Regions from separate parts of the Homo sapiens genome. Here region 1 is linked to region 2. A link is an interaction called in ENCODE POLR2A ChIA-PET data of the cell type or tissue named here. Cell type or tissue: Panc1. All regions are shown on one strand. Each heading gives the region's core, and the rest is flanking DNA. Links, peaks and the distances in the headings are about the cores only.

Region 1 (12,047 bases), core at 2,548-10,547, 240 kb before region 2:
AAACCCAGTAGAAGCTGGGCGTGGTGGCTCACGCCTGTAATCCCAGCACTTTGGGAGGCCGAGGCGGGTGGATCACGAGGTCAGGAGATCGAGACCATCCTGGCTAACACGGTGAAACCCCATCTCTACTGAAAATACAAAAAATTAGCCGGGCGTGGTGGCAGGCGCCTGTAGTCCCAGCTACTTGGGAGGTTGAGGCAGGAGAATGGCGTGAACCCGGGAGGCGGAGCTTGCAGTGAGCTGAGATTGTGCCACTGCACTCCATCCTGGGTGACAGAGCAAGACTCCGTCTCAAAAAAAAAAAAAAAAAAAAAAAAAAACCCAGTAGATAGGCTAGGTGTGGTGGCTCACATCTGTAATCCCAGCACTTTGGGATGCTGAGGTGGGCTGATCACTTGAGGCCAGGAGTTCGAGACCAGCCTGGCCAACATGGTGAAACCCCCTCTCTACTAAAAATACAAAAAGTAGCCAGTAGTGGTGGTGCACGCCTGTAGTCCCAGCTACTCGGGAGGCTGAGATAGGAGAATCACTTGAACCTTGCGGGGGGCAGAGGTTGCCGTGAGCTGGGATTACACCACTGCACTCCAGCCTGGGGGACAGAGCAAGACTCTGTCTCAAAAAAAAAAAAAGGAAGATAGATGATCAAAGAAAATAAACTGACAACCTGAAAACAAGGAAGTAGAACTGGATAACAAATGTGGAAAAATTTCTAGCCTCACTAGTATCAGAGAAATGCAAATTGAAACAAGGTGCCATTTTTGGACTCTAGTTAGTGATGGTAGTGAAAACCAGAATGGTCCTTTCTAAAACAGCCTGTGTGTCAAAACCATAAAAATGCTTCTACCTCTTTTTACCCTGTTAATTCTACTTCTGAGAGTTTTTCCTAAAGAAATAATTCAAAATAGGAAAAAGCTAAAAGCAGAAAAATGTTGAACATGACATTATTTATAGCTGTGGAAAGATTGGAGGCTGGGCACAGTGGCTTATGCTTGTAATCTCAGCACTTTGTGAGGCCAAGTTGGGAGGATTGCTTGAACCCAAGAGCTTGAGACCAGCCTGGGAAACGTAGTGAGACCCCATCTCTTAAAAAAAAAAAAAAAAATTAGCTGAGTGTGGTGGAACGTGCCTGTAGTCCCAGCTACTTGGGAGGCTGAGGTGGGAGGATTGCTTGAGCCCAGGAGGCTGAGGTTACAGCCAGGATCACACCACTGCGCTCCAGCCTGGGTGACAGAGTGAGGCTCTGTTTAAAAAAAAAAAAAAAAGAGAGAGAAGAAAAAAAAGATTGGAGACAATTTGAAAAGCCAGTAAGGAGCCAGACACAGTGGTGCGTACCTATAGTCCCAGCTACTCAGGAGGCTGTCGCAGGACAGAATTGCTTGAGCCCAGGAATTCGAGGCCAGCTGGGCAACATAGTGAGACCCCCAACTCTTAAAAATGTTTTTAAATTTAAAAATAAAAAGATTTTTTAAAAGCCAGTAAATGACTAAATAATTATGGGAAATCTACTTAATAAACTATTCAAAAGTTATTAATTTTCATGACCGTAGGGATATTTTAAGTGAAAAATAAAGTGCAGAAATGTTTTATATTAAGTGAAGGAAGTGGTATATAAAGGAGTACAGACAAGCCAGGCACGGTGGCTCACGCCTGTAATCCCAGCACTTTGGGAGCCCGAGGCAGACAGATCACGAGGTCAGGAGATCGAGACCAGCCTGGCCAACATGGTGAAACCCCGTCTTTACTAAAAATACAAAAATTAGCTGGGCGTGGTGGTGCGTGCCTGTAATCCCAGCCACTTGGAAGGCTGAGGCAGGAGAATCGTTTGAACTAGGGAGTCGGAGGTTGCGGTGAGCCAAGTGCGCCACTGCACTCCAGCCTGGTGACAGAGCAAGATTCTGTCTCAAAAAATAAAAAAAAAAAGGAGTACATACACTATCATTCTAAATTTGGTTTGAAGAAACGTGTTTGTAGATATTTATTCAGTATATAATATGTGGATAAAAAAGGGACTGGAAGAAAGCCCACTGAAGTGTCAACAGTAACTTCACCAGGTGATGGGAATTTGAGAAACTTTTTTTCTTACACATTTTTCTGTATTCTATATTTTTCATCTAGATTGTGCACTACTGTTATCAGAATTTTTTTTAAATACTATTTTTTTTTTAAAGTAAAGCATAATACCAGGTGTGGCAACTCATGCCTGGTAATCCCAGCTACTTGGGAGGCTGAGGTGGGAGGATTGCTTGAGCCCAGGAGGTTCAGCCTGGGCAACATAAGCAAGACTCCATCTCAATTAAAAAAAAAAGAAAAGAGGTAAGACATGTGCTTGTATTATTATATCTTATAATGATATCTTTTTTTTTGTTTTTTGAGACAGGGTCTCACTCTGTCCCCCTGGCTGGAGTGTAGTGGTGTGATCTTGGCTCACTGCAACCTCCGCCTCCCGGGCTCAAGTGATTCTTCCACCTCAGCCTCCTGAGTAGCTGGGAATACGGGCATGTGCCACCACGCCCGGCTGATTTTTGTATTTTTAGTAGAGACGGGGTTGCCCAGGCTAGTCTTGAACTCCTGAGCTCAGGTGATCTGCCCGCCTCAACCTCCTGAAGTGCGGGGGTTACAGGCATGAGCCACCACGCCTGGCCTATAATGATATCTTAAAAGATTGCTTTCTTTTTTTTTTTTTTTTTTTTTTTTTAGACGGAGTCTCACTCTCACCCAGGCTGGAGTGCAATGGCATGGTCTTGGCTCACTGCAACCTCCGCCTCCCGGGTTCAAACAATTCTCCAACCTCAGCCTCCCAAGTAGCTGGGACTACAGGCGCGTGCCACCACACCCAGCTAATTTTTATATTTTTAGTAGAGACGGGGTTTTGCTATGTTGGCCAGGCTGGTCTCGATCTCCTGACCTTGTGATCCACCCGCCTCAGCCTCCCAAAGTGCTGGGATTACAGGCATGAACCACCGTGCCCGGCCAATTGCATTTTTTAAAAAGACTGGAAGATTGCTAGGAGTATTAGTGGTTTTCCCATGCCCCTTCTCTGTTTTCCAAATTGCTTGTATTGTGGCTGCAGTCCTTTTATAATATGAAACAGGTAAATAACAACTTATGTTGTGGCTGCATCAAAGGGGTGAGAAACGAAAAGGAGAGGACAAAGCAAGATGTGCAGAGTTCGACCTTTCCAGGCTCTCTCAAAGTCAAGGTTTTGATCAATGTTATGAGGGAGGCCTGTGAAGTAGCTCAGATGGTCTTGAGCTTTCAGCATCATGGATTCTTCTTTTAGATCCCATCTTCCCTTCCCAACTCCCCCTTCCTCAATTCCTACTGCTTAAGTGTCCATAGGGCGATTTCTTTTTCACTGTTCAGAAGCTTTCTGCAAGATGTTCAAAATACTAGCATTGGTTTGAGCAGCTAGTCTGTCTTGTGTTCTTGATTTGGGGGACTTAGCTTCTATTTAGATTTCTTTGAAGCTGGATGCCAGTGACCCAGGGTCTATGGAAGAGTAAGAGCCACTTGTGAGGATGACTGAAGAGGCCACAAACTCTCAGATCCTGAGAGTGTAGGACAACTTGTGCCTTCTGCTAGTCCCAGGCCAGAATGGCCATCCTATCTTTAAAAAAGAAAGCAAGCAAGAAAAACGAAAGGTTATAGTTATTTCCCTAAGTACTATTTGAATTATTTTGTTAAATTAAGTATGAGAAAGAGGTTTGAACGCTTTTCCAGCTTAAAATTTAAAATAAATATACAGTTTTTAAGTAAAAGTGAGATATGATTCTTTAGAAATCATCTGGCATTTAGCCAGGCATGGTGGTGTGCACCTGTAGTCCTAGCTACTCAGGTGGCTGAGGCAGGAAGATCCCTTGAGCCCAGGAGGTTGAGGCTGCAGTGAGCCATGATCATGCCAGTACTTCAGCCCGGGCAATAGAGCAAGACCTTATCTCTAAAAAAATAATAAAAAGACCTCACATTTAGACAATGTGGTAGTGTGCTGGTTCAGAAGGAGCCCAGCTATGCATGGCTAAGGGCAAATCCCTGAATGGAGAAGGAAATTGAAAAATGTTGACTAACCTGAGAAACAGTCTTTGGAAAAGGGTGATCTCAGGTTCTCATGCAGGACAATTTAGGAAAAAGAGAGCAAGCCAGGAGAAGGCTGAGAACTTATTCCCCATTAGTCAAAAATCTGCTTTAAGTCAAGATCCTGCAATGGCCTTTCACAACAAGCCCCTGAAAATCAGCAGAACAAAGACTGGGCCTGGTGAGTGAGTGCCTACGCAGAGTTCTTGCTGCCGTGATTCAGTGCAAGTTAGAAACCTGTGCTCTTCTTTAGCCTGGGGAAAAACCAAAGTCAGCAAACCCAGCTCAACTCAGCAAACTTTCGTCGCCTGTATGCTAACTATAAGGCATGTTGCTAGGTACTGTGGAAATTGTAAAGACACATAAGATAGGAACCTTCCTGAAAGCAGTAACACTTTAGTTGGGTAAAGGGATAAGGAGATATACACACACACACACACACACACACACACACACACCCCACTACTTATATATATGAATATAAGGGAACTCCTTCTTTTTGAGGGATGATTTTCGAAGTAAAATATCATATTTGAGCATATTTAAAAGGCCACTGTAAGGCTGTGTGCGGTGGCTCACGCTTGTAATCCCAGCACTTTGGGAGGCCGAGGTAGGTGGATCACCTGAGGTCAGGAATTCGAGACCAGCCTGGCCAACATGGCGAAACCAGTCTCTCTACTAAAAATACAAAAAAAAATCAGTGGGGCGTGGTGGCGGGCGCCTGTAATCCCAGCCACTCAGGAGGCTAAGGCAGGAGAATTGCTTGAACCAGGGAGGCGGAGGTTGCAGTGAGCCGAGATGGTGCCACTGCACTCCAGCCTGGGCAACAGAGTGAGACTCCCTAAAAATAAATAAATAAATAAATAAATAAATAAATAAATAAATAAATAAAAGGCCAATGTAAAAGAGGCCTAACTATATTTAGGTTTTTCTTTTCCTTTAAATCTAATTCTAAATTATGGACCATTGTCAATATTTGTAGCCTCTTTCGTTGATTATAATAATAATCCCTGAAAATGCCTTCTAAAGAATGCTGGCCGCTTGAGGGCAGGAGCAGTTTATCAGCTGTGTTTACCTGAAACAGCCCTCAGTGTTTGCTGGGCATTGTTAAATGAATGTGCAAAAGTTGAACGACAGACGGACATATTACAGGGGGACCTTACCCCCAGTGAGCTAATGATGACATTGATAATTACCCTTCATTTTTTAGACACAGTCTTCTGGGATATATTTTCAGTGTTCCACGTGGTCTTCATCTTGATGCGTCTGTTTCACATGTGAACGTAAAGTTCGTGAGCATCTAGTTGAGGCTGAGGAATCACTGCTTTCAACATTCCCTGTGGCTTACATCCCTGCATTTTTATGATCACTGTAGTTTTAATCACTGGCACTCCTGTGTTTCTATTTTCCACGAATTGCAAAATGCAATAAAAAATTCAAATATTGTAAACAAGCATGGCTATACTGACAAAGGAAGGCCAACATTTAACTGCTAGGTGATTTTCAAAAGCTCAGCATCTTTATGTAAAAAGCATAGTAGGGATGCAGCGAAGTCAGAAGTCAAATTTTATTAGAGCTGAGGAGAGCCTGTAGTAGCTTTTGCTTTTTCCCTGGTGGCTGCTCACTTGAATTTCAGACAGTTCTAGTAATGAGAGAAAATAAATAACATTACAGGGTGAGCTAACCCTATGAACCCAGACCTGTAAATTTGTAGCAAAATGATACTTAACCTCACAGACTTGTGTCTTAATCTCCTTAAGAGGCTTTTTTTGAGCAAGGCTGAGACATCTCAGAAGATACTAAATCTGTGTCTATGAACCTGACCACAAAAGAGTTCTTCCCTCCCAGGGTCTGGAGGGTGTGAGTGCCTGTCGGTCCGTGTGCTGTTTAACCCTCTGGTGCTGGACTCCGGGTCTCCCTCCGCTCTTTTCTCCCTGATGCAGAGCCCACACTGGTGCGCTAACCTGCAGCGTCTCTGTGCTTCTCTTCTTACCTCCTCTTTCCCCTTCTCTTTCCCTCTTGCTGTGGTGTGTCCAGAAAAGGAAGTCGAGTTCCAGCGTGCACCTAATGGTGAGCCTTGCCTGCCCACCCATCGCCCACTCCATGCTGCCTGTGCCCGCCTGCCAGCCACGCAAACCTGTTCTGCCACGTGCGTGTGCCTCACTCATCCTCACTGCATGTCTGTGCTGTGTGGGCAGGTGTGGCCTGTCCTGCCAGGCGGGGGCCATTGCCCAAGGTCACCCAGTAGCCTAAAAAGTGGACATTGGAAGGGGTGGTACGGCACCCCCTGCTGTGGAGCTTGGACAGACCCCAGCGACCCAGGGTAGGATGTGAAGCTGGTAGGGACTTGGGGCAAGCAAGGGAGAGACCCTCACTCTCTTGTCACCCAGAAGGAGAGGCCCTGCTTCCCAGGCATGAGGAGCTGCTTCCTACAGACTGGCAGCTGGAGGGCAACTGTGTGGTGGGCAGAGGAGCTGGTTGCAGGCTCCCACTTGTGAGTCTCGCTCTCCTGGCTCTGCCCCCGTGCAAATCCCATTCTCTCTAGCTGTGCCCAGTGGTTTATTCTGCCCACCCAGCCCTCGGGGGACAGCTAACTCATCTTTCTCACGGGACACTGGGCACCAAGGGCAACACAGCAGCCTGAGTCATTATGAAACCATCCATTAAAACCAGAGGTGGGGGCCGGGCGCGATGGCTCACGCCTGTAATCCTAGCACTTTGGGAGGCCGAGGCGGGTGGATCACAAGGTCAGGAGATCAAGACCATAACACGGTGAAACCCTGTCTCTACTAAAAATGCAAAAAATTAGCCAGGTGTGGTGGTGGGCGCCTGTAGTCCCAGCTACTCAGGAGGCTGAGGCAGGAGAATGGCGTGAACCCAGGAGGCGGAGCTTGCAGTGAGCCGAGATCGCGCCACTGCGCTCCAGCCTGGGCGACAGAGCTAGACTCCGTCTCAAAAAATAAATAAACCAGAGGTGGGGCCACTTGGGTGACATCCCAGCCCTCTGCAGGTTTTGTGGGCACCCTGGAGTCCTTGCCCCCTGTGAGGGTCTTGGCCTCAGCTGGGATTTACAGGTAGGGCAGCCCTCTCTAACCAACCCCGAACAGGTCAGCATCATTCACTGAGCTAGGTGGGCTTTGCTTCTTGGTGGGAATGAGAGACAGCAGAGCTCCCGTGAGTTTAGACCCACCGTCTCACTACTCCTGGGCCCCCTCTTCTCTAGCCTGTCGCAGTCTGTGGAGTCTTGTTCAGTGGAGTCACTTGGTGCCTGGCTTGAGGTTCCATGCCTAGCCCTGGGTTTGGGGATGTCTGAGCCATTGACAGCAAGCTGGCGGTGGACGGCTTCAGGTCTGGTCCAAGAGGCCTCCAGGCAAGAAGTAGGACAGTCAGGATGCTTTCTGTGTATGTCCTAGGAGAGAAGACACACATTCTAGCTGTCGATGTATCATCTGTGCCCTGTGCAGGGATGGTAGCCACACATTTGTCTCACTGCCTATTGAAGAACTTGCAGGCATCAGGCTGCTCCTCAGTGGCCCCCAACCCCACTGGAACTCAGTGAGATGGAGTACGCTGGTTAGGGAACTATCAGAGGCAAAGAACATCACATGGATATGGCTCCCTGCCCTGGAGATCAGCCTTCTTCCTTTCTTCCATCTTCCCCTTGCCCCTCCCTTGCTGTGCCCCTCCGTGTAATGTTTTTGTTTGTTCGTTTGCTTTTGGTTTTTTGAGATGGAGTCTTGCTCTGTTGCCCAGGCTGGAGTGCAGTGGTGCAATCTTGGCTCACTGCAATCTCTGCCTCCCAGGTTCAAGCAATTCTCTTGTCTCAGCCTCCCGAGTAGCTGGGATTACAGGCATGTGCCACCATGCCCGGCTAATTTTTGTATTTTTAGTAGAGACGGGGTTTCACCATGTTGGCCAGGCTGGTCTTGAACTCCTGACCTCAGGTGATCCACCCGCCTTGGCCTCCCAAAGTGCTGAGATTACAGGTGTGAGCCACCGTGCCCACCCACCACCATGTAGTTTTGAAAGGCAAGGAGATATCCCTGGTGGTCATGGTGCTGTTGGGAATGTTGGCCTGTGTGTGGCCTACTCTGTCCTGGGGGCTGGATTCTGGGACTACAGCTACAGCCCCGCTGGGTTTCACCTGCCCCTCCCCGGAACACTGCCCTTCTAGCTGATCAGGCCTAAGATTTGTCAGACAAAAAGGTGAACAGCACAGTCCTGACTCTGCTCCCTGAGGTCAGTGAATGCATTTTGTGTCTGAAAGGGACTTCCACCCCCATCCTCTGGACACCATCTCTTAGGCCAGGCATACTTTTCTTTTCTCCTTCCTCTTTGTTTCAGGCTTCGAGCTGGTGTTGTAAGAAGGAAATACAGGTGCTGGGTTGAAAGTGCAGCAGGAGACTGCCCACAGATAGGGGACCAGAGTTTCTGAATTTTGTTCTGCTTTCTTATAAACTACCCCCCTTTTTCCTGTACAGTGGGAAGAAGATCTTGAACTTCTTTGGGTCAGGTGTGGATTTTGCAATGACCTGGCACCTGGCATAAGCAGAGATTTCTGGAGGGATGCTTTAAAACAAGGCTTTGGGCTGGTCCCACCTTGAGGGTGCCCCCAGAGCTAGGTCTCTGGGCCCCACAAATACTTCCTCTGATCATCTCTCTAGCCATCGCTCCCATCTACACAGCGTTATGGAGGCCACCTCAGGCCTACCTCCTCCAGGCCAGACCAGGGGGCAAGGGAGGTCTGGGAGTTGAACCTGAGTGGCCTTGGGGACTCTGGAGGAACTAAACCATCTGTTTTCTTGTCTCAGCCACAGAGCAACAACAAAAACAGTCTCGTAAGCCCAGCCCAAGAGCCCGCGCCCTTGCAGACGGCCATGGTACCTCCTGACTACAGCTTCTCCGCCTCTGACCCTGGCTGCCTCCTGCCCCTTCCCTCTTCCTCCTCTTGTGCCCCCTCCCTGGCCTCCTGGCCTGTTCCTTTCTTGGTCCCCATAGAACTGACTGCTTTGTGTGCCGCCCTGTATGCCCCTTCCCCTTCATTGTCCCGCCTGGCCGCGCTCCATCCCGCATGGCAGAAGTGCTGCTCCTGCTCCTGCTCCTTTCGCTGGTGGGGGGAAGAGTGATCAGGGCTCTCAGCTGAACCTCCCAGGCCCAGCCCAGGACCCCTAGTGGGTCTGCTGTGGGGGCTGGGAAGGTGAGTTGCTTAGGAAAGGAGAGGGTAGGAGCTTTCTTGGGACCTGAACATCAGTTCTTGGAGGCCCCCTTGTAAAACCTGCCTCAGCCTCTCCTTTGCAAAGCCAGAAACAGGAAAGAGGGCTGGGGTCCCCACCTCTGGATGGTGCTGAGGTCTCCAGGCTCCTGGAGTGCCTCATGCTGGCTAAGTTCTCTCTGGGCTCCTCCAGGGGTTCTGTGTGCTCTTGGAGGTCCCTCTGCTAGTGGTGGCTAACTAGAGAGTCAGCAGGGGGGTGACTGGGAAAGAGGGAGAGGTGATGTTGCCTGCTACTCCCCTCCTTGCGGACCCTCATACCACATGACGTGGCGGCGTGGGGCCAGGAACTAGGGAAGGCAGAAGGCGGGCGCAGTGGGCAGCTCTCTGGGCTCAGCTTGCTGAGGGGGCCTCCTGTCCTGGCTCTTTCTGGGAGACCTCATTCTTCTGCCCATGTTCCTGCCTCACACATTCCCCGTGATGAACGCTGTGGGCGGGGCCCGGCCTGTGCCCTCAGTCCCACAGCTCCTCTAGTGTACCTGCCCCGTGGGAACCCCATGTGGAAAGAGCCCTCAGAACTGACAGGAATCAGGGACAGAGGCCCTTGCTGTCAGCCTCCTGGGCACCTGCACCTGCCAGGCCTCTCTTTCTTACCAGCCCAGTGCTGCTGCCAAAATCCAGGGCTATCCCAGCTGCCCGGGACCCCAGTTGAGCCGGGATATTTTGTCTTCTGGAGATGGCTGGTGGGCAGGCCTCAGTGGTCATCATAGGGTCTGCGGGGGTCCTGGGGTGCAGGTGGGGCTCCTCAGGGAAGAGCCATAGTCTGTCCCCAAGTCGGAAGGGTAATCTTCATCTTCTCTCACAGGAGCCACAAACCACTGTGGTACACAACGCTACAGATGGGATCAAGGTGAGTGGCTCCTGAGCCTGCCTCCTGCTTTCCAGGTCAGCAGGAGACAGGTGGGCTGGGTCCCAGGGGTCTACAGGCTGCACCCTGAGGCCAAGGTGTTTGCAGAGGCTCAGCTGAAGGTAGCCTGTGCCCACAGTTGCTCCATGCTGAGGAAGGGCATTATACCTTACAGAGCTCAGGCTTTGCAGTCAGACAGACCTGGTCTGAATCCTGGCCCTGCACCTTAGTATCCTTTATCTGCAAATTGGGGATGATAATAATAGAATCTTCCTCCATATGTCGGAAGTTTAAATGAGAGTAAACGTTCACTGAAAAAATAGGCAAGAGTATCTCCAGACCCTGGAGCGTTCTCCATGGCCTGACCCCTTTGTGCCCTTGATGTTTTCACCAGCATTCCTGAACATCTGTTAAGCCCAGATACCATCCATGGCTCTGGCTTACAGAGGTGACAAGACAAATTATCTGTTCAAACGGTGGGTGGGATGGGAGGCAGATAAAAAACCAATAAGCAAACAGATAAGATAAGCTGGGCACCGTGGCTCACACCTGTAATCCTCACACTTTGGGAGGCCAAGGTGCGCAGATCGCCTGAGCTCAGGAGTTAGAGACCACCTTGGGCAACATGGTGAAACCCTGTCTCTACTAAAATACAAAAAAGTAGGCAGGTGTGGTGGCGCGTGCCTGTAGTCCCAGCTACTTGGGAGGCTGAGGCACGATAATTGCTTGAGCCTGGGAGGTGGAGGTTGCAGTGAGCTGAGATCACGCCACTGCACTCCAGCTTGGGCTACGCAGTGAGACTTAATCTCTCAAAAAAAATAAATAAGATAAAATCTAATGTCAATAGGTAATCTGAAGAAAATGGCAGAAAGTAGAGAGAGGGCCAGGTGCGGTGGCTCATGCCTGTAATCCTAGCACTTTGGGAGGCCAAGGCGGGCGGATCACTTGAGGTCAGGAGTTCAAAACCAGCCTGGCCAACATGGCAAAACCCCATCTCTACTAAAGATACAGAAATTACCTGGGGATGGTGGCACATGCCTGTAATCCCAGCTACCTGGGAGGCTGAGGCAGGAGAATCGCTTGAACCTGGGAGGCGGAGGTTGCAGTGAGCTGAAATCGTGCCACTGCACTTCAGCCTGGGCGACAGAGCAAGACTCCATCTAAAAAATGAAAAACAGAAAAACCTCACCAAACTAGACAGAGAGAACAGGGCCTTGAATTAAGTAGTCAGGAGAGGGCTTCTTTCAGGAGGTGATATCTGAGCTAGAAACTGAATGGTGGGTGGGAAGGAGGCAGCCAGGCCAGCTCTGAGGCTGAGTGCCCTAAGCAGAAGGAACTGAAGCTCAGATGTGGCCTTTGTAATCAAGCAGAGGGAAGAGCAAAGTGAGACGGGGAGAACCATAGGAGAGTGATGAGGTTGGAGAAGCAGCAGGGCCTGCTACAGAGGCCCTTGTAGGAGTTTGCATTTTCTTCCAGCAGCAAGGAGAAGCTATTGGGAGTTCTTAGCAGGAGTAACAGAATCTAGTTGACACTTTAAAACACCACTCTGGCCTCATGATCAAGAACTCTAGGGAGGCCCGGGCGTGGTGGCTCACGCCCGTAATCCCTGCACTTTGGAAGGCCGAGGCGAGTGGATCAGCAAAGGTCAGGAGCTCGAGACCAGCCTGGCCAACATGATGAAACCCCATCTCTAATAAAAATACAAAAATTAGCCAGGCATGGTGGCAGGCACCTGTAATCCCAGCTACTCAGGAGGCTGAGACAGGAGAATCACTTGAACCCGGGAGGCAGAGGTTGCAGTGAGCCGAGATCATGCCATTGCACTCCAGCCTGTGCAACAAGAGCAAAACTCTGTTTCAA
Region 2 (12,047 bases), core at 2,168-10,167:
ATTCTCCTGCCTCAGCCTCCCGAGTAGCTGGGATTACGGGTCCCCACCACCATGCCCAGCTAATTTTATATATTTAGTAGAGACAGGGTTTCACCAAGTTGGCCAGGCTGCTCTTGAACTCCTAACCTCAGGTGATCCACCCGCTTTGGCCTCCCAAAGTGTTGGGATTACAGGAGTGAGCCACCACACCTGGCCGCCTTTTCCATCTTAACTAAGCACTTATATAACCACTGAATGGGTTCATTCTGCCCATTGCCCCAATACAGCTGATTTATCAAGACAGGAGAATAGCAATGGAGAAAGAGTTTAATTCACATAGAGCTGGCCGCACAGGAGACCAGAGTTTAATTATTACTCAAATCAGTCTCCCAGAATATTCCAGGATTGGGGTTTTTAAGGCTACTTTGGTGGTTAGAGGGCCAGAGAGTGGGGAGTGTTGATTGCTTAGGTCAGCAATGAAATCACAGGGAGTCAAAGCTGTCCTTTTACACTGAGTCAGTTCCTGGGTAGGACCACAAGACCAGATGAGACAGTTTATTAATCTGGATGGTGCCAGGTGATCCATTGAGTTCAGGGTTTGAAAAATATCTTGAGCACCAATCTTAGGTTTTACATTAGTGATGTTATCCCTAGGAGCAGTTAGGGAGGTGTAGAACCTTGGGGCCTTTAGCTGCATGATTCCTAAAGCATAATTTCTAATCTTGTAGCAATTTGTTAGTCCTGCAAAGGCAGTCTAGTCCCCAGGCAAGAAGAGGGTTTGTTCTGGGAAAGGGCTGTGTTTTTGTCTTTGTTTCAAAGTTAAACTATAAGTTCCTCCCAAAGTTAGTTCGCTTTATGTCCAGGAATGAACAAGGACAGCTTGGAAGTTAGAAGCAACAGGGAGTCAAGTAAGTCAGATCTCTTTCACTGTAATAATTTTCTCAGTTATAATTTTTGCAAAGGTGGTTTCACTTACCATGAACTATGGCCATGACTTTTTGCAGTTTGAGGTGTGACAGTAAAACTAGCATGAATTTCCTTTCCTTCTTCACAATGTCATGCATGGATTTGTTCTTATGGTAGACCTTAGCAGCTTTAGTGTATGATTCTTTTTCTTTCCTTATTAAGTCGATAACTTTCACTTTTTCACTTAAAGGAAGCACCTTATGGCTTCTCTATGGCCTGTTAAATTGCCAGTATCACTACTCTTGCATTTGGGAATATTATTAAGTAAAATAAAGTTACTTGAACATAAACACTGAGAAACCCTTTATTCCTTTTTTTTTTTTTTTTTTTTTGAGACAGGATCTCACTCTGTCCAACTCAGACTGGAGTGCGATGGCCTGATCTCAGCTCACTGCAACCTCCACCTCCCAGGCTCAAGTGATTCTCCTGCCCCAGCCTCCTGAGTAGCTGGGATTACAGGCGCGTACCACTACTGCCTGGCTGATTTTTTTTTTGAGACAGAGTCTCACTCTGTCACCCAGGCTGGAGTGCAGTGGTGCGATCTCGGCTCACTGCAAGCTCCGCCTCTCGGGTTCACACCATTCTCCTGCCTCAGCCTCCCGAGTAGCTGGGACTACAGGCGCCCGCCACTACGCCTGGCTAATTTTTTTTGTATTTTTAGTAGAGACAGGGTTTCACTATGTTAGCCAGGATGGTCTTGATCTCCTGACCTTGTGATCTGCCCGCCTCGGCCTCCCAAACTGCTGGGATTACAGGTGTGAGCCACCGTGCCCAGCCTAATTTTTGTATTTTTAGTAGAGATGGGGTTTCACCATGTTGGTCAGGCTGGTCTTGAACTCCTGACCTCAAATGATCTGTCCACCTTGGCCTCCCAAAGTGATGGGATTATAGGCGTGAGCCACTGCACCCGGCCTGTTTTTTTTGTTTTGTTTTTTTTTTTTGAGATGGAGTCTTGGCTCTGTTGCCCAGGCTGGAGTGCGGTGGCACCATCTCAGCTCACTGCAACCTCCGCCTCCTGGGTTCAAGCGATTCTCCTGCCTCAACCTCCTGAGTAGCTGGGATTACAGGCACACGCCACCATGCCCAGCTAATTGTTGTATTTTTAGTCAAGACGGGTTTTTCACCATGTTGGCCAGGCTGGTCTCAAAATCCTAACCTCAAGAGATCCGCCTGCCTTGGCCTCTCAAAGTGTTGGGATTACAGGCGTGAGCCACCGCGCCCGGCTGATTACTTTCTGTAAGACTAGCATTTAGGTAATTCTTTGGTGTGCTTGAGAGGGATTTTCATACTCTTCTTGCTTTCTAGGAGCTTTAAGTCCAGTCCAAGACTTTTAAAAACCCTTGTTCTATAGACAGGGTGGTTAATGTTCATAATGACATAATGCTATTTGATATACTTTTTAGAATTATGCAAGATATAGTTAAATAAATGAATTTAAACAATAATGATGCTATAATTAGAAGCCCAAATGTGTGGCCCCTATCTCCCTCTCTTCTTTAGAGTCCATTTATATGAGAAATATAGAGATTTCTTGTATGATTTTGCTGCTCAGGTCTGTGATTAACAGCCAAAGTTTCTCCAAAATGTATTCTTTGGATCAGTTTTTTTCTCTTCCCTCTACCCTTTCTGCAATATTCCTCTTCTCAGTAATGCATACTTGAGTGAAACAACCAGCTCTTTAAGGTACACATGCTCTGCCAACATTGTGAATAAATCTCAGAATAAAAACTAGAGTCACCTCTGATTGCACAGGGATTGCACCTGTGACTAGCCACTGCACTCCAGCCTGGGCAACATAGTGAGACTCTGTCTTTAAAAGAAAACACCAGTGGGGCTTGGTGGCTCACGCCTGTAATCCCAGCACTTTGGGAGGCTGAGGTGGGTGGATCACCTGAGGTCAGGAGTTTGAGACCAGCCTCGCCAACATGGTGAAACTCCATCTCTACTCAAAATACAAAAATTAGCCAGGTGTGGTGGTGTGCACCTGTAATCCCAGCTACTCTGGAGGCTGAGGTAGGAGAATCACTTGAACCCGGGAGGCAGAGATTGCAGTGAGCTGAGATTATGGCACTATACTCCAGCCTGGGTGACAGAGTGAGACTCTGTCTTCAAACAAAACCAAGATTAAAAAAAAAAAGTTAAAAAAAAACCCACTAGACTCAAATTAGTTATGTAGTTTTCCCTGTTTTTCATCTACTTCATGGTATATTCTTCCTTACAACCTAGAGTCAAAGGCTAGAATATTTTCTCTTAGGTTCCTTATTAGCTAAGATCAAGTCCGTCTCTAATTTTTGTTTGCTAGAACTCCAGTTTAACAGCTCTGAATTAAGCTTCCCCTCTCCCCAGGATCAAATGATAAAGGCTTTCATTTGATATAAAGCAGTCTCTTCCCCACCCCTCCCCACCCCAATCCTCCAGTTTATTTAAAAGTCTCAGCCTAGGTAACATACTAAGACCCTGTCTCCAAAAATCTTTAAAAAATTAGCTGGGTCTGGTTGTACACACCTGTAGTCCCAGCTACTCGGGAGGCTGAGGGTAGAAGATTGCATGAACCCAGGAATTTGAGGGTTCAGTGAGCTGTGATCACACCACTGCATCCAGCCTGGGCAACAGAGGAAGAACCTGTCTCTTAAAAAGTTCCCAAATTTTGTCACTACATTCTAAAATCTAGAGTCTTTTATTGGCTGGGCACAGTGGCTCACACCTGTAATCCCAGCACTTTGAGAGGCTGAGTCAGGTGGATCACTTGAGGTCAGGAGTTCGAGACCAGTCTGGCCAACATGGTGAAGCCCCATCTCTACTAAAAATACAAAAACTAGCTGGGTGTAGTGGCACCTACCTGTAATCCCAGCTACTGAAGAGGCTGAAGCAGGAGAATCACTTGAACCTGGGAAGTGGAGGTTGCAGTGAACCGAGATCGTGTCACTGCACTCCAGCCTGGGTGACAGAGCAAGACTTGGACTCAAAAAAAAAAAGAGTCTTTTATTTTCCAATCTCGTGTTCCTACTGCGGAGCCACTCAGTTCCTGCCTTTACTGCCGACATCAGCATTATCATTAGCATCTCAGAAATAAAAGACAATGATGGTTTGACTTTGGGGTTACTCCAGAGGGAGTTATTTTGGTTTTTCTTAGAGAAATCCTCTGTTTCTCTTTTATGACTTTTAAGAGAAGCAAAATGTTCTTTCAATGCATTGAACATTCTGTTGTACCTTACTCTATTTGCTAGTAGAAACCAATAATGAAAAGCTACGGAATGTGACCAAATAGGACTTTTCAGCCTGTGCTTTTCCATTACCCTCCCCACTACCCTCCAAGGATTTTTCTTGATTGATTTACTCAAATCCTAAATATTGTTTCTCCTTGCTAATAATATTTATATTTTTTCAGAGACCTTTGTCTATTCTGGTCTAAGGTGGACCTATTGTGGTGTTACATATTCCCTGCAAAGTACTTGAAAAATATGACTTGTTAAGTTTTGTTGAAGCACAGTTTTACAAAGTACTGTTGTAACTAGTCATCCAACTTTAGAATACCTGAACATTTAAACTAAAACCCTATTTTAAAAAATAATAATCTGAAACACTATGTATCACTCTCCCTCTTGACGTAGTTAGCAATCATGTACCCAAAACCTTTTCTTTCTATTTTTATTTTTCCTTTTTTTTTTTTTTTTTTGAGACAGGGTCTTGCTCTGTGGCCCAGACTGGAGTGCAGCGACACAATCACTGCTCACTGGGGCCTTGACCTCCTGGGCTCAAGGGATCCTCCCACCTCAGCCTGGAGTAACTGGGACCAGAGAGGTGCGTGCCACCACACCAGGCTAATTAAAAACTTTCTTTCTTTCTTTTTTTTTTTTGTAGAGAAGGGGCCTCCCTGTGTTGCCCAGGCTGGTCTTGAACTCCTGGGCTCAAATGATCCTCCCGCAATGGCCTCCCAAAATGCTGGGATTACAGGCGTGAGCCCCTGCACCCGGCCTATAAAACCTTTTCTACAGGCAGTTTGACACTCACCTAACAAAAACTTGTAGTTACCCAATTTATTTTGAATGGCGAAGCCCAGTGGTTGATACAGGGTTCTCTTTCTATTTGGCACAGAACCTCTTGTGCAGTCTTGAAGAGGGAATAAGAAATGTCTGAAAATAACTTATGCAAGGCAGAATGTGAGTATCATAGCAGAGTTTTATGGGAGGTGTTTTCTGAGGGGCCTCTGGAGAGATTACAATCTATTAGAGTGAGATTTCCCTGTGGATCACTTCCCTTACCTGGATGAGACATGAAAAGTAATGTTGTCTAGTTGTAATCAGGGTTGAAGCTCTGTAACTCTGTCCCAGTACTCTAGTTTTATTTGATTAGTTTCACAATGAATATATACCTATATTTTAATGACTTGATTGAAGAGCTTGGTCTTGATGTTTGTATGTCTTTATTTGCAGTCAGCACTTATCAGTAGAAATTTTGTGTTTCACACTTTGAAATGGCATTACTACCTCCTCCTCCACCTAGCACCACTAGGAGACCTGAGTTAGAATGCTAATGGTTAACAAGAAAAGCAACAGTATCTTTTTTTTTTTTTTTTTTTTTGTGGCACTTTCCTTGTGGCCAAAGGACTACTTCAATTTAATATACTGTATTGTTAAAATGTAAGAGCTTAATTAGTTTTGGACATTGCCCATGTTTGTTAAATTTTACCAATAAATCTTAATTACATCTTTTTTTTAGTCAACTCGTATATTTTCTCTCAACCTATAGAAACACAACAGACCTTCATATTTGGCAAGGATTCTGCTGATGAGTTTTTTTCATCAGTATGCTTATAAAACAACTTCTTTCAATAAAACTGTTTTATAACCTCAGGTAATACATAGAAGGGTGTGTGTTGGTCCTCTGGGGCCTTTGTGCCCTGCCTGCAAATGCAAGTTCTCGGTTGACTGATCACATGTTTGGGGGTGGGACTCTGCCTGCTGTTTGTTCTTGGTGATGTAACTAGGTCTCTTCCCCGAGAGAGGGGTGGAGATCTTTCCCTGTTGTGGACTTTGGGGTTGAGAACCCTTAGATCCCAAGCATTTTAAAATTGACTCAGTAGATTCCAATGGCTCAGTTTAAATAATAATTTTCTTTAATAGTGTGGCTCGTTTAAGACAGTTGGAGGAGTTTTGCCTATTAAAATGATTTGATTTAATTTAAGCCCAGTCTTGGAATTCTGAATTAGGGATTCCAACAATAACATTGTTTTGATTATTCTGTAAACAACTACAAAAATGTTGTCTTCTCGTGCTCCTTTTGACTGCAGTGCAAAGGAATTTTTTTGTGGGGGACTGGCCCTTCTTTGGAAGCAGCAGCCACCCTGCAAACCTTATTGTTTAATGACCTTTGTCATCAGGAATGCCCCAGGAAACAGCTTCATAATTGTTTTTCTTAAGCCTCAGGTGAAGTTTGTGATAACGTCCTTTCAAGTTACTTTTGGTTAGTTTCTTAAGTTTACTTTGTTTTTAATTGGAAGCTCCACCTTTTTAACTTTGTCATGAATTGTCAGTGCTGAGTTCCTGGTAGTTGGTAAAAAGAATTGCCTTCTCTCTGATATCCTGTTCTGCGGGAAGTCCTTGTGGTTTAGATTCACAGTTTCTCATTGTTGCTAGCTACAGTCGTCTCCTCCCTCCTAGCCTTCCCTCCCCACAGCTCTAGCTATTCCCATATCCCTCCCCATTCTTGTATCACTTGCCCCACAGATACCCTCGTGATTAGAGGTCTTTTGCTGGAGGTTGACTGTGCTGTCTGGTAAGTATTGTAGTTGTTGTGGTAAAAACAGATAGATAGAAGATTCAGGAACCGGTTAGTTTTTGTGAAGTTTTCTTTCTTTTAAAAAAAATATTCCCAAGCACTGATTAATAAGCTATTTCTTTTAATAGCAGTAGATTAAACTTTGAAATTGAGATTTTAGGACTCTCAACTTTCAAGAGGCATCTTTCAAGCTGTTGTTTGTGCTCTTTCCCCCTCCTCTCTGTTACAATTATTAGATTTTGGAGATTTCATATTTTTTCCAAAAAAAAAAAATTCATAGATTTTCTTGAGTTCCTTAGAATTAAAGGCAAGAATTGTGGATTTAGTATTTTAAATTTCCTTCAAACAGAAGAAGGTTATTTGTGATTTCTTTATACCTATTTTCAGTATTAACATACTGGTTAAAGTAGTAATGAAGAAAAAAGAGCCTATTTTGTGGCTAAATTGGAAAGTAGCTGAATGATTCTTTTTTCCTATCAGCAGAATAGTGTTGGCAAAATCCACTAAGATTTTGGCAATATGTTGTCAATTCTAAGAGATGGTTTGCCAAGTACTTCAGGTTAACAGATGCTTCTGGGAATGATTTTTGGGAAGTTAGATAAATTTGTTCATTAGCACCTGCTTCCTTGAGGCATGAGGCCTATGATCCTTTTGAAAGTAAAATATTTAATATTTGATATTTAGATTGAGTCAAATATCACTTTCATAATGGGCTATTTCCTTGCGTTTTGTGTTTTGAGCTTCTAAGAATATTTGTGTGTGTATTAAAAAAAAATTTTTTTTTGGATACTGGATGGTTGATACTTTGGTATTTCAAGCAGTTATAAGTGATGAGCTTTGGATTCTCCCAAACTACTGCTAGTTAGAAGTCATCTTTATGGTAGATGATGTGAGAGGAAACTTGTTTCTGGGATTTCATTGCTGTTCAGTTGAGGCACTTATTCAAATGATGGTTGTATTCGTACAGTAATGATTTCTTGAGCTCCTAATATGAGGTAAGTGCTGGGTCCTTGCTAAGTGCTTTGCATTTACTTCTAATTCCCAGTACAACCTGGCCAGGTAGTAGTATTGTCCCTCTACAAAGCGGCTATACATAGGTAGAAAGAACATGGGTTTTCTTTCCTGCAAAGTGAGAAAAATAATCACTATTTGGCAGGTTAATTGTGAGAATTAGAGGATATACCATGTGTCCAGTGCCTAGCGCAGTGCCAAACATGTAGTTTGTATTCACTAAGTGGGCTACCATTATTATAATTTTACACCTGATGAAAGAGGATAAGTAATCTGCTGAAGGTCACTCAATTGTAAGTGGTAGAGCTAGGATGTGAACTGGCTCAAAGTGTGAAGTCTGGTAGCATGTTTTCATTTGAGTATTGTAAAGGCTGTTAGAGTAGATTTCATTCCTTCTCATCCCTTCACCTCCTGCCCCTACAGAGGAAATCTTCTTTATAGATATTCTCCTTTCTTTGGTATCCTCTGTCGCCCTCCCAGTCAGTCATGTGCTTGCTCTCTCACACTGGAGTTGCTTGTGCCATTCAGTACCAGTGTTCTCCCAACAGAAATGAGTCAAGCCAGTGCTGTCAGTTTGCTTCCCCTCCTTTTTTCCTCTTGTTGATAGCACTGTCATACTTTCATTATTGTTTGTACTGAAATAATTTGAGTACGGGTATATTTATAATGATTAATAAATAATGCATTGATGGAATCAAGTGTTTAAAAAGTCTTAGTGATTCATAAAATTCGGGATAAAAATCTCTGGTTCTAAATGATTAAATCAGAAGGTTATTATATAGGGTAACTTTCTGGAACTCATTGTTTTGCTATCCAGGGGCCTAATAAATTGCTATTGATTTTTGTTCCTTTAACCACTGCTATTACTAGTTTGCTACTATTGGCAGTAGGGTTTAGAAAGAACATTTCGTTTGTCCTACTGACCATAAAATAGAGTATCTTTCTTCTGTAGACCTTTTGGAAGCGCAAGGTATGATTTAGATGCGATATGATTTTGGCAGGAGATTCAGGGACAAGCTAAAGAGCTGTTTGGTTATGCCTGTAACTGAGTTATCTCTAAACGGAAAAATGTGAGTTTGATTGGTCTCATGAAACTTAGTTCTTCATTTATTTGTTTAACAAGGAATGAGCATTTGTTGAGTGTAAGGCAATGTAACTTTCTACCTTGTATTCTAATAAAGTATTGATATACTGGTTAAATATTGATTCATGATGTTCCTGGGAGGGAGAGAGAAGTCCCAGTTGGTGTGGAGAGGTATTTAAAAAGACAATCATTTGGGAAATGAATTAATGTAAATGACTGCTCCTTCCTGCTGATGTATGACTATTAGTAGTTCCTATCACTGTAAGTAGCCAGTGGTATGACTTCTTCAAATAGGTTTGCTCAGTGGAAAAGATTGCTAGTATTAGGTAGGACTGGGAAGATGGGAGGAGCATTCGTTGATTGAGAAATACAAAAAACAAAGTAACTGGGCATGTGCACAGAACAAATCTTTTTGTATGTTTTAAGGGTAGATGAGGTTGGAAATGTGCAGGGGATAAGATTGTGGAAGGCCATTCAAAGCCAGAGTTTTGGCTGTATTTTGTCACTGAAGTTTTCTAAGCTAATTGTGATTCATCAGTTTGCTTTTGCAATATTGTATAGATGGGATTAGAGAGGAAAGAATAGTTAGAAAGTTTCTGCAATAGTCTGGGTGAATTGTATTGAGAATGCACTGGTTTTAGAATACATTTTTCCCAGGCTGGGCGCGGTGGCTCACGCCTGTAATCGCAGCACTTTGGGAGGCTGAGGTGGGCGGATCGCTTGAGGTCAGGAGTTTGAGACCAGCCTGGCCAACATGGTGAAACCCCATCTTTACTAAAAATACAAAAATTAGCTGGGCGTGGTGGCACACACCTGTAATCCCAGCCACTATGGATGGAGGCTGAGACAGGAGAATTGCTTGAGTCTGCGAGGCGGAGGTTGCGGTGAGCCAAGATCACGCCACTGTACTCCAGCCTGGGTGACTGCGAGACTCCGTCTCAAAAAACAAAAACAAAAACAAAAAACAACAACAACAAAGGATACATTTAAGAAAAAAAAAAGGATACACTTTTCCCCATTTTTTATATGGCCTTGGGATTTATGCTATCAATTATAGTTTAATCTCCTGAAATTTTTATAGTAGTTATATGTGTGTGTGTGTTTGCCTGTAAGAGAAAGAGAGATGGGGGAGAGATAATGCATATAGAGGATGGTCAGTCATCATAATCACAGTTACTCTTTATGGAATTCCTGTTTTGTACCTGGCCCTAAGTATTCTGCGTACATTATTTTGTTGCATCCTTTCAGCAGATCACATTTATTATAGGTAGTAAATGGCCTGAATGTGATGGAGCTAGGATTGGAATGTAGATTCATCTTATTCTTCATCATCATTATCCTCACCATAATCATCATCAAAACATTTATTCCACACTTACCACATATTAGGCACTGGGCTAATTATACGTATCTACATTATTTTATTTAATTCTTATAACAATCCTATGAGATAGATGTTATTATTAGTCACATTTTTTCTGATGAAGTACCTAAGAGTTAGTTCAATAACTTGGTCAATATGCCACAGCTGTTAGATGGTGGAGCTGAGACCTGTTCTATTCCACTAACTCTGTGTCCCCAAGTTGTATAATTCACATAATGTTCTCTAGGAATGGGACCCTTTGGATCTCCACTAAAAGCATGTTACCTCCCGAGGTTCTGCAATATTGTTGGCCCTGCAGAGGGTGCACTTTTTGTTTTTTTTGAGATGGAGTCTCGCTCTGTTGCCCAGGCTGGAGTGCAGTGGCGCAGTCTCGGCTCACTGCAAGCTCCGCCTCCCAGGTTCACGCCATTCTCCTGCCTCATCCTCCCGAGTAGCTGGGACCACAGGTGCTCGCCACCACACCCGGCTAATTTTTTTGTGTTTTTTAGTAGAGACGGGGTTTCACCGTGTTAGCCAGGATGGTCTCGATCTCCTGACCTTGTGATCTACTTGCCTCAGCCTCCCAAAGTGCTGGGATTACAGGAGTGAGCCACTGCACCCGGCCTGCAGAGGGTATACTTTTAACCACTATGTTCTTTCTACTACCATGCTGCTTCCTTTAGAAGTCAGTAAATTATACAACTTTAGATCTTTATAAGGAAGGGCTAAGTAGCCTGCAGCTGTCATTTCTTAGTTCTTATAATTTGTCAATTATAACAAAGTGAAACGTGCCTTTTTGTTTTCTTTCCAACTACTTTTTAACAAATTTTAGACAAATTTGTTATACATGACAGTTATCTAAGTTCTTGTGCAGGAAAAATAAGACTTTTTGTCCTTTATCAGCATACAATTCTTCTGTTGTACATGATGTAATAGTTTGAAGCTGCCAAAGTCCAGCCCTCAGGAAATTGTTTGAGTTGAGTAACTATTCGCTGGAGAGTTTAAGATAACCAGCTCATAAATCAACAAATAGCTTGGCCCTTTTTATGGTTGTAGATGCTTATCTCTTTCTATTTTCAAGCTTGAATCAGAAGCAAATATTGTTTCCATTTATATAGTCACTATTAGAAAAAGTTGTCAGCAGTATCTCAAGCTAGATAAGGCCATTTTGTGAGTTCTTTTCTTTAAGGAGAGTCAGAATTTATCAGGATGTTAGAATTGGTTGTTCTAGGCTAGGTACCTTCAAACAAAAAGTTTTCTCTTTCAATGAAACTGTCAGTGATTCAATGCCTATTATATTCAACCTCTGTGTGGAATTAGAAAGATGCCCTTAAGACAAAATGTAGTCCACGTACCCAAATAACTGTAACATGAGGGAGAATGTGAGTATTGTAATCCAAACCCCACCATGCACTGAGAGCACAGAGGAGGATGAAATAAATTGGGAGATTGGAAAGGTGAGAGGGTGAGAGAATGATCTGGGAAGGCTTTTCCTTGTAGGATAGTTAAGATTTTCAGCAAGAATAAATGGAGAGGAAAGGCATTCCAGAGAGAGGCAATATTAGAGTCAAGACAATGAGAAAGTAAAGGACAGGGTATATTTGTTATAAAGAAAGGAGTCTAGTGTACTTGGAGTGGAGGATGAGTGAGAGGCACATAATGGATGATCAATGAAATGTTTGATCAGTGAGTGAATGAGTAGATGAAGCTGGAAATGGTGGTAAGGTCCGGTGATTCTCAAACTTTACGCTGGTGCCAGACATATTTAATTCTATCTTATAATTAGGAATTAATTTTTTTTTTCTTTGAGCTGGAGTCTTGCTCTGTCACCAGGCTAGAGTGCAGTGGTGCGATCTTGGCTCACTG

What was found. ChIA-PET counts read pairs that join two places held together with the same protein. Peaks named below come from ENCODE experiments on the same cell type or tissue, not always from the same donor. Only the 100,000 strongest peaks of a DNase experiment are listed, where the experiment ranks them.
Region 1: POLR2A ChIA-PET joins it to region 2 with 15 read pairs; 2 of 35 experiments call an interaction of 5 or more read pairs at or near these places.

The regions. Positions count from the first base shown.
Region 1 is chr10:73,822,183-73,834,229 of GRCh38, reverse strand. It overlaps CAMK2G (calcium/calmodulin dependent protein kinase II gamma), which reads left to right. Exons shown (of 23, transcript NM_001367534.1): 15 at 6,109-6,141; 16 at 8,883-8,951; 17 at 10,146-10,190. Among named protein-coding and RNA genes, the nearest start is that of NDST2-ZSWIM8-AS1, 16 kb to the right of the region's middle. RefSeq lists a silencer at 4,153-4,353. In Panc1, for the core only: no CTCF peak of the experiment used is centred there; no DNase peak of the experiment used is centred there.
Region 2 is chr10:73,585,951-73,597,997 of GRCh38, reverse strand. It overlaps USP54 (ubiquitin specific peptidase 54), which reads left to right and starts at 6,656. Exons shown (of 24, transcript NM_001391956.1): 1 at 6,656-6,720. RefSeq lists an enhancer at 5,623-6,373. In Panc1, for the core only: no CTCF peak of the experiment used is centred there; DNase peaks (open chromatin) are centred at 5,907 and 6,524; H3K4me3 peaks cover 1,077 bases; H3K27ac peaks cover 4,113 bases.